Linked DNA regions of Mus musculus: region 1 is linked to region 2. A link is a loop called in an ENCODE intact Hi-C map of the cell type or tissue named here. Cell type or tissue: heart. All regions are shown on one strand.

Region 1 (4,000 bases), 750 kb after region 2:
CTGGCGTGGATGTGGAGAAAGAGGAACACTCCTCCATTGTTGGTGGGATTGCAGGCTTGTACAACCACTCTGGAAATCAGTCTGGCGGTTCCTCAGAAAATTGGACATAGTACTACCGGAGGATCCAGCAATACCTCTCCTGGGCATATATCCAGAAGATGCCCCAACTGGTAAGAAGGACACATGCTCCACTATGTTCATAGCAGCCTTATTTATAATAGCCAGAAGCTGGAAAGAACCCAGATGCCCCTCAACAGAGGAATGGATACAGAAAATGTGGTACATCTACACAATGGAGTACTACTCAGCTATTAAAAAGAATGAATTTATGAAATTCCTAGCCAAATGGATGGACCTGGAGGGCATCATCCTGAGTGAGGTAACACATTCACAAAGAAACTCACACAATATGTACTCATTGATAAGTGGATATTAGCCCCAAACCTAGGATACCCAAGATATAAGATACAATTTGCTAAACACATGAAACTCAAGAAGAATGAAGACTGTAGTGTGGACACTATGCCCCTCCTTAGATTTGGGAACAAAACACCCATGGAAGGAGTTACAGAGACAAAGTTTGGAGCTGAGATGAAAGGATGGACCATGTAGAGACTGCCATATCCAGGGATCCACCCCATAATCAGCATCCAAACGCTGACACCATTGCATACACTAGCAAGATTTTATTGAAAGGACCCAGATGTAGCTGTCTCTTGTGAGACTATGCCGGGGCCTAGCAAACACAGAAGTGGATGCTCACAGTCAGCTAATGGATGGATCATAGAGCTCCCAATGGAGGAGCTAGAGAAAGTAGCCAAGGAGCTAAAGGGATCTGCAACCCTATAGGTGGAACAACATTATGAACTAACCAGTACCCCGGAGCTCTTGACTCTAGCTGCATATATATCAAAAGATGGCCTAGTCGGCCATCACTGGAAAGAGAGGCCCATTGGACTGGCAAACTTTATATGCCCCAGTACAGGGGAACACCAGGGCCAAAAAGGGGGAGTGGGTGGGCAGGGGAGTGGGGGTGGGTGGATATGGGGGACTTTTGGTATAGCATTGGAAATGTAAATGAGCTAAATACCTAATAAAAAATGGAAAAAAAACCACATTCGATCCTATTTTTATGTGTGCCTCTTGCCCAGCAAAATAAGAGTGCCAAAATATAAGGAAAAGATTTTATTCCAATCATAAACAACAGCATCCATCACAACACATAGTAAAATTAATTAATTTGCTATCTAATGTAAGAATATAAAATAAGTAATAAACCTTTGAAAACATTTGAACACTTCCATATAAATTTTCTACTGGCCAAACCTGACTAATAGTTCTTTTGGCGGGGGTTATGGAAGATTGAACCTAGAGCTCCTCGAATGCTAAGCAAATCTTCTCTGACTGTGTGCTTATCAATTTTCAACAGACTGAAAGCCTGTTAGTACTTTGAATTAGGAAAACCGATTACTAAACTTCAAAAGTAGAAGTTTGGGGTGGACTGCCCTCTGCTGGCACTTAAAGAACTTTCTGATCAGTTTTACTTGAGCTCCAGTTGTGTTCAACTTCGATACAATACAGGTTTTTCTTGCTTTCTTTCTTTTCCTTTTTTTAAAAAAATTATTCATTCTTTGTGAATTTCTTAGTATGCACCCCAATCCTATTCATCTGCCCATTTATTCATATCTACCCTTTGCCCTTACAACCTCCCCCACAAAAGAAAAGATAGAATAAAAAATTATTTTAAAAAAATCTTGTCGTGGAAGCTGTAATATGTCAGTGTGTCCCCGAATGTGTATCCACAGGCCTTTACTTGCCAATGTTCATTGCAGTGAGGCATTGGCCTGATTAGAGGCCTCTGGCTTCTGCTACACTATCAATACTGGATCCTCACCAGGCCTCCTCTCAGATATCCTGTTGTTGCCCTGCGTCATGGAGAGCCTGCAGCTTTGGTTCTGCAGGGCTGGCCCTTTCCAGCAGGTCACAGATGGGGTAGATCTTAGGGTTGGCCAACTCAAAGCCCCGGATCTGGGCCTGGGAGGTGGCTGAGTTGGTCAGCCTAGCAGATATTCCACATCCCACCACCAGGGTGAGCTCTCCAGCACCGCCCCAGCTAACTCACCCAGCACTGGAGCCAACAAGGGGCAGGGTCAGCTCTCCAGACTGCCTGTCCTTGGGGCCAGATCACCTGTGCCTGCACCATCAGGGCAGCTCTACTGTGCTGCCCAGGAGCGTGGGTTCTGCTCTCGGGTGCTGCAGCCAGTAGGAGGCAGGGATGGCTCTCTCCCTCCTGCCACAGGTGGGTAAGGAGCAAGGCAGGGATACAAGAGGATACACACACACACACACACCACTAACGAATGACACAAACAGCTCTCTCTCTCTCTCTCTCTCTCTCTCTCTCTCTCTCTCTCTCTCTCTCTCTCTTTCTCTCTCTCTCTCTCTCTCTCAGGAAAGGTGTCAGTATGAAACCCTGGCTGGCCTGGAACTCACTATGTAGAGCAGAGTAGGCCCTGAACTCACAGGGATCTGCCTGTCTCTGCCCTCTCTGTGTTGATATTTAAAGATGTAACCCCTTTGCTCACTTTAATGCGCATGTGTACAATTTGCAACAGGAGAAACCCTACAATTTTCCAAATAACTTGATGTTTCTTATAAACAGCTTATTTTGGAAGAGTTTTGAGGTATAACATACTGTAGTCAGTGATGTGGTACTAGATGGTTCTAGCTATGGCAGTGGGAGAACTGGGCGTAAGGAAGCAAAGAGATGAATTCTGGTGTTCCACTTGCTTTCTCCACTTTACGAAGCCCAGGACTCCAACTCATGGGATGCTGCTGCCTACAATCTTTAAACTGACTATGTTAAGTTACACCAACACACACGAATTGATTAGAGTGGTTTACAGATATGGTCTGAAATGTCCAACAATGGCTGATGAAAGGTCAGGATTCCTGTAGCAGTTCAGTCTACTAGGATGTCAGCTGGTCTTCAGTCTTGTTGGAGTCCCATCTAGGAAAACAGTGCCTCAGCAGCAGGACAGATAGACAGGACAGATAGACAGGCAAGCAAGCAAAGGGCACAATCTTCCATTTTCCAGGTCCTTTCATGTAGGCTGCCATTAGAGGGCATGACCCAAATTTTGAGTGGGTCTTCTCAACTCCGTGACTCTCATGTGTTTGTTTCTTAAAGGCATTCACTAAAGGTGTGCTAGGGGAACCTCAAATTCAATGTATCCTGCAAAACTAATTGTAAAAGGGAAAGGTTTATTTTTCTTATATGATATATTGGATATCTAATTCCATATTTGATAATGTTAGAAAGTTTAATAAAAGTCCAAATATCAATTATTTGGTAAATATAATCTATTTCTAATGTTCTTCTCAGAAGTCAAAATGTAGATAGGAAAGGAGAAAGACTTACTGTCATTGACGTTTTTCACAGAACTCTTACAGAGGGCTGGGTTTCAGTTCCCTGCACCCACATGGCAGCTGACATCCGAATCCAATCCCAGGGAGTCTCACACCTTTTGGCTTCTGTTGGCGCTTCACATACATGAAGTGTACATAGATGCACATGTAGACAAAATACTCATATACATGGAATAGCATAAAATATTTTTAAAAATAAGCAAGCAGAATTTGAGACTGGAAAAGTGATTTTTCTTCTTTTTATGGTTAGATGCACTGGCTGCCTTTTTAGAGACCCCGGTTCAATCGCCAGTGTGTGAGAAATACCAAGTAAGAGTCTTGTCTTATGACAAGTGTTTAACCATGACCAAGGCAACTCTTAGAAGGATAGCGTTTAATTGGGGCTGGCTTATAGGTTCAGAGGTTCAGTCCATTATCATCAAAGTGGGAGCATGGCACCATCCAGGCAGGCATGGTACAGGAGAAGCTGAGAGTTCAACATCTTGCTCCAAATGCAAACAGGAGAAGACTGACTTTCAGGCAGCCAGCATGAATGAGGGTCTTAAAGCTCATGCCCACAGTGACAGACTTC
Region 2 (4,000 bases):
TCATAGTCAGTAGGGAAAAAGACTGCAAAGGACAAGGCGATTCCTCATCTCATTTTCTGAGACACGCGTTTTTCTTTAGAGAGAAATCTCATAACAAACCTGATTTGAAACTGTAACTGAGAAGACCTATTTGTTTACCAATTTATTATTATACTTTGTCTAATCATGAATGCAGTTCATGAAATGTTTGCTAGGGCACAGTCTGGAAACTGCCTGGGCAAGAATGAAGTGTGCAAGTGAATAGTGTGTGTGTGTGTGTGTGTGTGTGTGTATGTGAGTGTGCCTGTGTGTGCATGTGCGTGTGTGCGTGTGCATGTGCATGTGTGTGTGTGCATGTGTTTGTGGTCGCACACATGGCAAGAATGAAGCATGCAAGTGAATCGTGTATGTGTGTGTGTGTGTGTGTGTGTGTGTGTGCATGTGCACTCGCACACACCCATATGTGTGTGCACGCGTGAATGCATTATACTGGTTAGATTTTTTTAAGTCTCCAGTGAGTGTCTCCGCATCTAACTCACATCATTGTTCTGCCTTGGCTATGGTTCCATGCTTGGGGGCTTGCCTAGAAGACAGGAGGACCCAGGCTTGATTCCAAAGCTACACATACAAGGTAAACACCATTGCCCATGTAACTTAGATTTAAGGTTCTCCTCATAACCAATTCTCCGTGCTCCCCAGATGAGAAGGAGGTGCTCCCTGCCTGGCTGCACCTTGCTTCCGGACTGTCTGGAACAGGAGCCCGGGATTTTGCTTTTGTTTTTAAGTCAACTCTTCTTTCTCTAGCCCTTTGTTCCTGTGCCCTCTTTCTTTTCTGAGGTTTGCTTATTGTGTAGCAGAAAGACGCTTTCAAACCTTTGTCACCTGTTCTGTGTAAGCAGGATCTCGTGTGTTTGCAGACCTCGTGTAAAAAAAATTGAAGAAAGATAACTGTTGATTAAACATTATATACGATATTATCACCGTGAGAAGATCTTAAAATCTCTTTGTAATACTGACTGTATGATTTCAGACAAATATATTTCCTTTCCTGTTACCAAGTATTTGAAAAAGAACCAAAAGCCTTAAATCTCTTCCTACATTTTCCACCCAGTACTCTGTAATCAAACCTATAAATATTTCCATTGAGAATATTAAACTGGATGCTGTCACATTTAAAGGAACTAGAATCCATTACATACGAGCCAAACTGTCTTCAGTCGACAAAGCTGCGGAATGCTTGCATTGTAGTGATCTGGTTTCTGCCACAGGGAAAATGTTTTTCTTCTATATTCTCATTTAAAAACCTTTAAGCAACTGTGGGTTCGTGTGTATGAAGGTTGTGGAGCCCATCTGAGGAACCTGGAGACTTTCACTCTCTAAGGTGTGCTTTGTTTATTTAATAGTTTAATGGGGGGGGTTGGTGTATTGCACTTTTTAAATTAAAATTTAAAGGTCACTCACAAAGTATCGGGCTTCTTTTGGACAGTTCATTTCTTCGTTTGAACTCTTAATAAACTTTATCACAAGTCAGCACTAACCAAAGGAAGTGGTCTCTGGACGTGGAATGTGTGTGTGTATAAAGTTGGCAGATTTCAGTTTTAAGTCTCAAAGTAATCACACCGTGCATTCACAATCCCTTTGCCTGTTCTGGCCGGCCGTAACCCAGGGCATCTAGACCCACCCAAAGTTTCCTTTCTATGGCCAGGAGGAGTCGGAGTACCTACTCAGGTGCTGCAGGTTTGGGGTCACAGCACTGCTGGTGCACATACGAACTGCACAGCGCCCAAGTTATAGGCCTGGGGATGGACCTCGGTTACAAGAGGTGTCAGCTCGAAGGCCGCCCAGGAGACTTCGGGCTTTGTTCAGTCACGAGCCAAGCCCTCCTCGTCAGAGAAGCCAATTAGATCCCCGCTGGGGATCATCTGATCTCACGTCCCTCTCCAGGAGGGGCTCAGAAAGGGCGGGACCAGCCGGCCAGCTCTGGTGAACTAGGAGGCCGGCCGCATGTCGGGAGGCCGGGCGCAGAAGCCAAGGCCCGCCCCGCTCCGCCTCGCTAAGCCTCGCCCCTCCTCTGTAGGCCCCGCCCCCAGGGGCTCCCCGGGCGCGCGCCGCCCCGCCATGTCCGCGCGCCACGCCCCCCTGCTCGCCGGCCGCGTGCGGAGCCGCGCGCCCCGGAGGTTCCCGGACCGTGGCGGCGGGCGGCGGCGGCAGAGCAGCCCTGTGCGGGCCATGTCTTCTCCGGCCGTGGCGAGGGCGTCCCCGGGCGGGAATCGGGAGGCGTCCGGCGGACCGCGGAGCCGGAACGGGCCGTGGGAAGTGGGCGGCGGCGGCGAGCGGTTGGAGCGCGCGGGCGCGGAGTCGGGGCGCTGGGAGCTTCTGCTCCGCCGCGGAGAGCTGCTGGCGCTGGGCGGCCACCTGAAGGGAGCGCTGGAGGCGTTCGCGGCTGCGCTGCGCCGCGGGGCCCCGGCCAGGCCCGAGCGCCTCGGGTCGCTAGTGGACTGCCTGGTGTTCAGCTACCGGCTCCGCCACGGGCTGCGCTGGAGCGCGGCACCCGCGGCGGGCGCGGCCGGGCTGCTCAGCTGCCTGAGCTGCCGGGGCTTCCTAAGCGAGCCGGTGACCGTGCCGTGCGGCCACAGCTACTGCCGCCGTTGCCTACGGAGGGAGCTGCGCGCCCGCTGCCGCCTGTGCCGGGACCGCCTGCCACCCGCCGCCGCCGCCTCGGAGGGGACCCCGCGGCCGCCGCCCCTGGCCGCCGCCATCGCCGACTTCCGAACCAGCGTCGTGCTCAACCACCTGGCGGAGAAGTGGTTCCCGGGCCAGCGCGAGCGCGCGCGGGCGGCCGGCCGCCTCGGGGAACTGCTGCACGAAGGGCGCTACCGGGAGGCCCTGGCCGCCGCCTGCGACGCCCTGCGAGCAGGTGATGCGGGGCTGCGGTGTGGGGCCGGGCGAGCGGGGATCACGAGTGTGGGAGGGGGCGGCGCCCCGGGGTGCTTCGGTCACGGTGGGGATCGCCTGGGAGCTGCAAGTGACGCGGCGCGGGGAGGGGCGCGGATGCGAGGTTCCCTCGTGCGCGCGCCCAGCGGGGACCTGGGGCCGCGGAGCTTGGGCGCGGGGTGGGTGGGGGCCGCAGGCTTCCCTCAGTACTCTGGCCGGGAGCCCCAGCCGGGGTGGGGGCGAGCATCCCCGGGCTTGGCGGGAGCTCGGGGGATACCGTGTCTACCTTGGTCGTGCACTAAAGTCACCGGGGCAATTAGAAGCCGCGGGAGGGCAGAATTGCATAAGCTGGGTGGGGGGGCGTTGTGTAACGGGTGACGTTCAGTGGGCGTGGCGGGAGCCCGGCGCGGGCACCGGCATCGGGAGGCCCAGCGACGGCCCAACTCCGAGTTGGTGGCCGGCTGCCCCCGAGGTGGTCACCTCTTCTTACCTGCAGGATCTCTTGCTCCTGGAACCTCCTCCACCTGCCTGTCTCATATCCTGCTTCCTCCGCCCTCTGTGCTGCTCCCTTGTACCCCTGGTGTTGGTAGAGAAGTAGCCTGTGTGAGGAGTTTGCCTTGCTCACAGTAGACCTGTGAGGGGAAGCTTTGTAGGTCTTTTGTTTATATTTTCATATCCAAGAAACAGCAGCTTGGTCCCGTCTCCTGCTTAGAGCTTAAGTTGGTTTTTAAGCTGGGGGGTAGGGGGAAGAGGGCCATGTAAACTTAGTAAACCCGAGAGTTCCTCTTTAGATCCTGGAATGTGGTTGTTCTCTACTGACTGGGGAGGGGACCTTATCTAGAAAAGCACGTAGAGACATCTTCGAATGGCCACCTCTTTTAGGAGTCCTGTCAGTACAGACATCTGGTGGCCCTTCCAAGGATGTCACTAAACATTCCTAGGCTCACAGCCGCCTATGTGAAAGACTGATCAGGCCCAAATGTCAACTTTATCATACATAGTTGGTCACCTGATGTTGGCCATGCTTTATGTCTGCTGCCTACCACGAGAAATTACTTATATGAAATCATTGACATTGGGAATTTTT

The links. Peaks named below come from ENCODE experiments on the same cell type or tissue, not always from the same donor. Only the 100,000 strongest peaks of a DNase experiment are listed, where the experiment ranks them.
Region 1: a loop joins it to region 2, with 3 times the contacts of the local background. A loop is called at or near these places in 3 of 42 quality-filtered maps.

What each region holds. Positions count from the first base shown.
Region 1 is chr8:35,496,575-35,500,574 of GRCm38, reverse strand. Gm51568 (a long non-coding RNA gene) reads right to left here. Exons shown (of 2, transcript XR_003947532.1): 1 at 3,422-4,000; 2 at 1,171-3,243. Among named protein-coding and RNA genes, the nearest start is that of Eri1, 3.0 kb to the right of the region's middle. In heart, CTCF peaks have their summits at 1,504 (motif pointing left) and 2,086; a DNase peak (open chromatin) is centred at 2,094; H3K27ac peaks cover 79 bases.
Region 2 is chr8:36,247,463-36,251,462 of GRCm38, reverse strand. It overlaps Lonrf1 (LON peptidase N-terminal domain and ring finger 1), which reads left to right and starts at 2,104. Exons shown (of 12, transcript NM_001081150.2): 1 at 2,104-2,896. The coding sequence starts at 2,209. Gm35712 (a long non-coding RNA gene) reads right to left here and starts at 3,557. Exons shown (of 4, transcript XR_870368.3): 1 at 3,404-3,557. In heart, no CTCF peak of the experiment used is centred here; DNase peaks (open chromatin) are centred at 1,932 and 3,152; H3K4me3 peaks cover 2,666 bases; H3K27ac peaks cover 2,928 bases.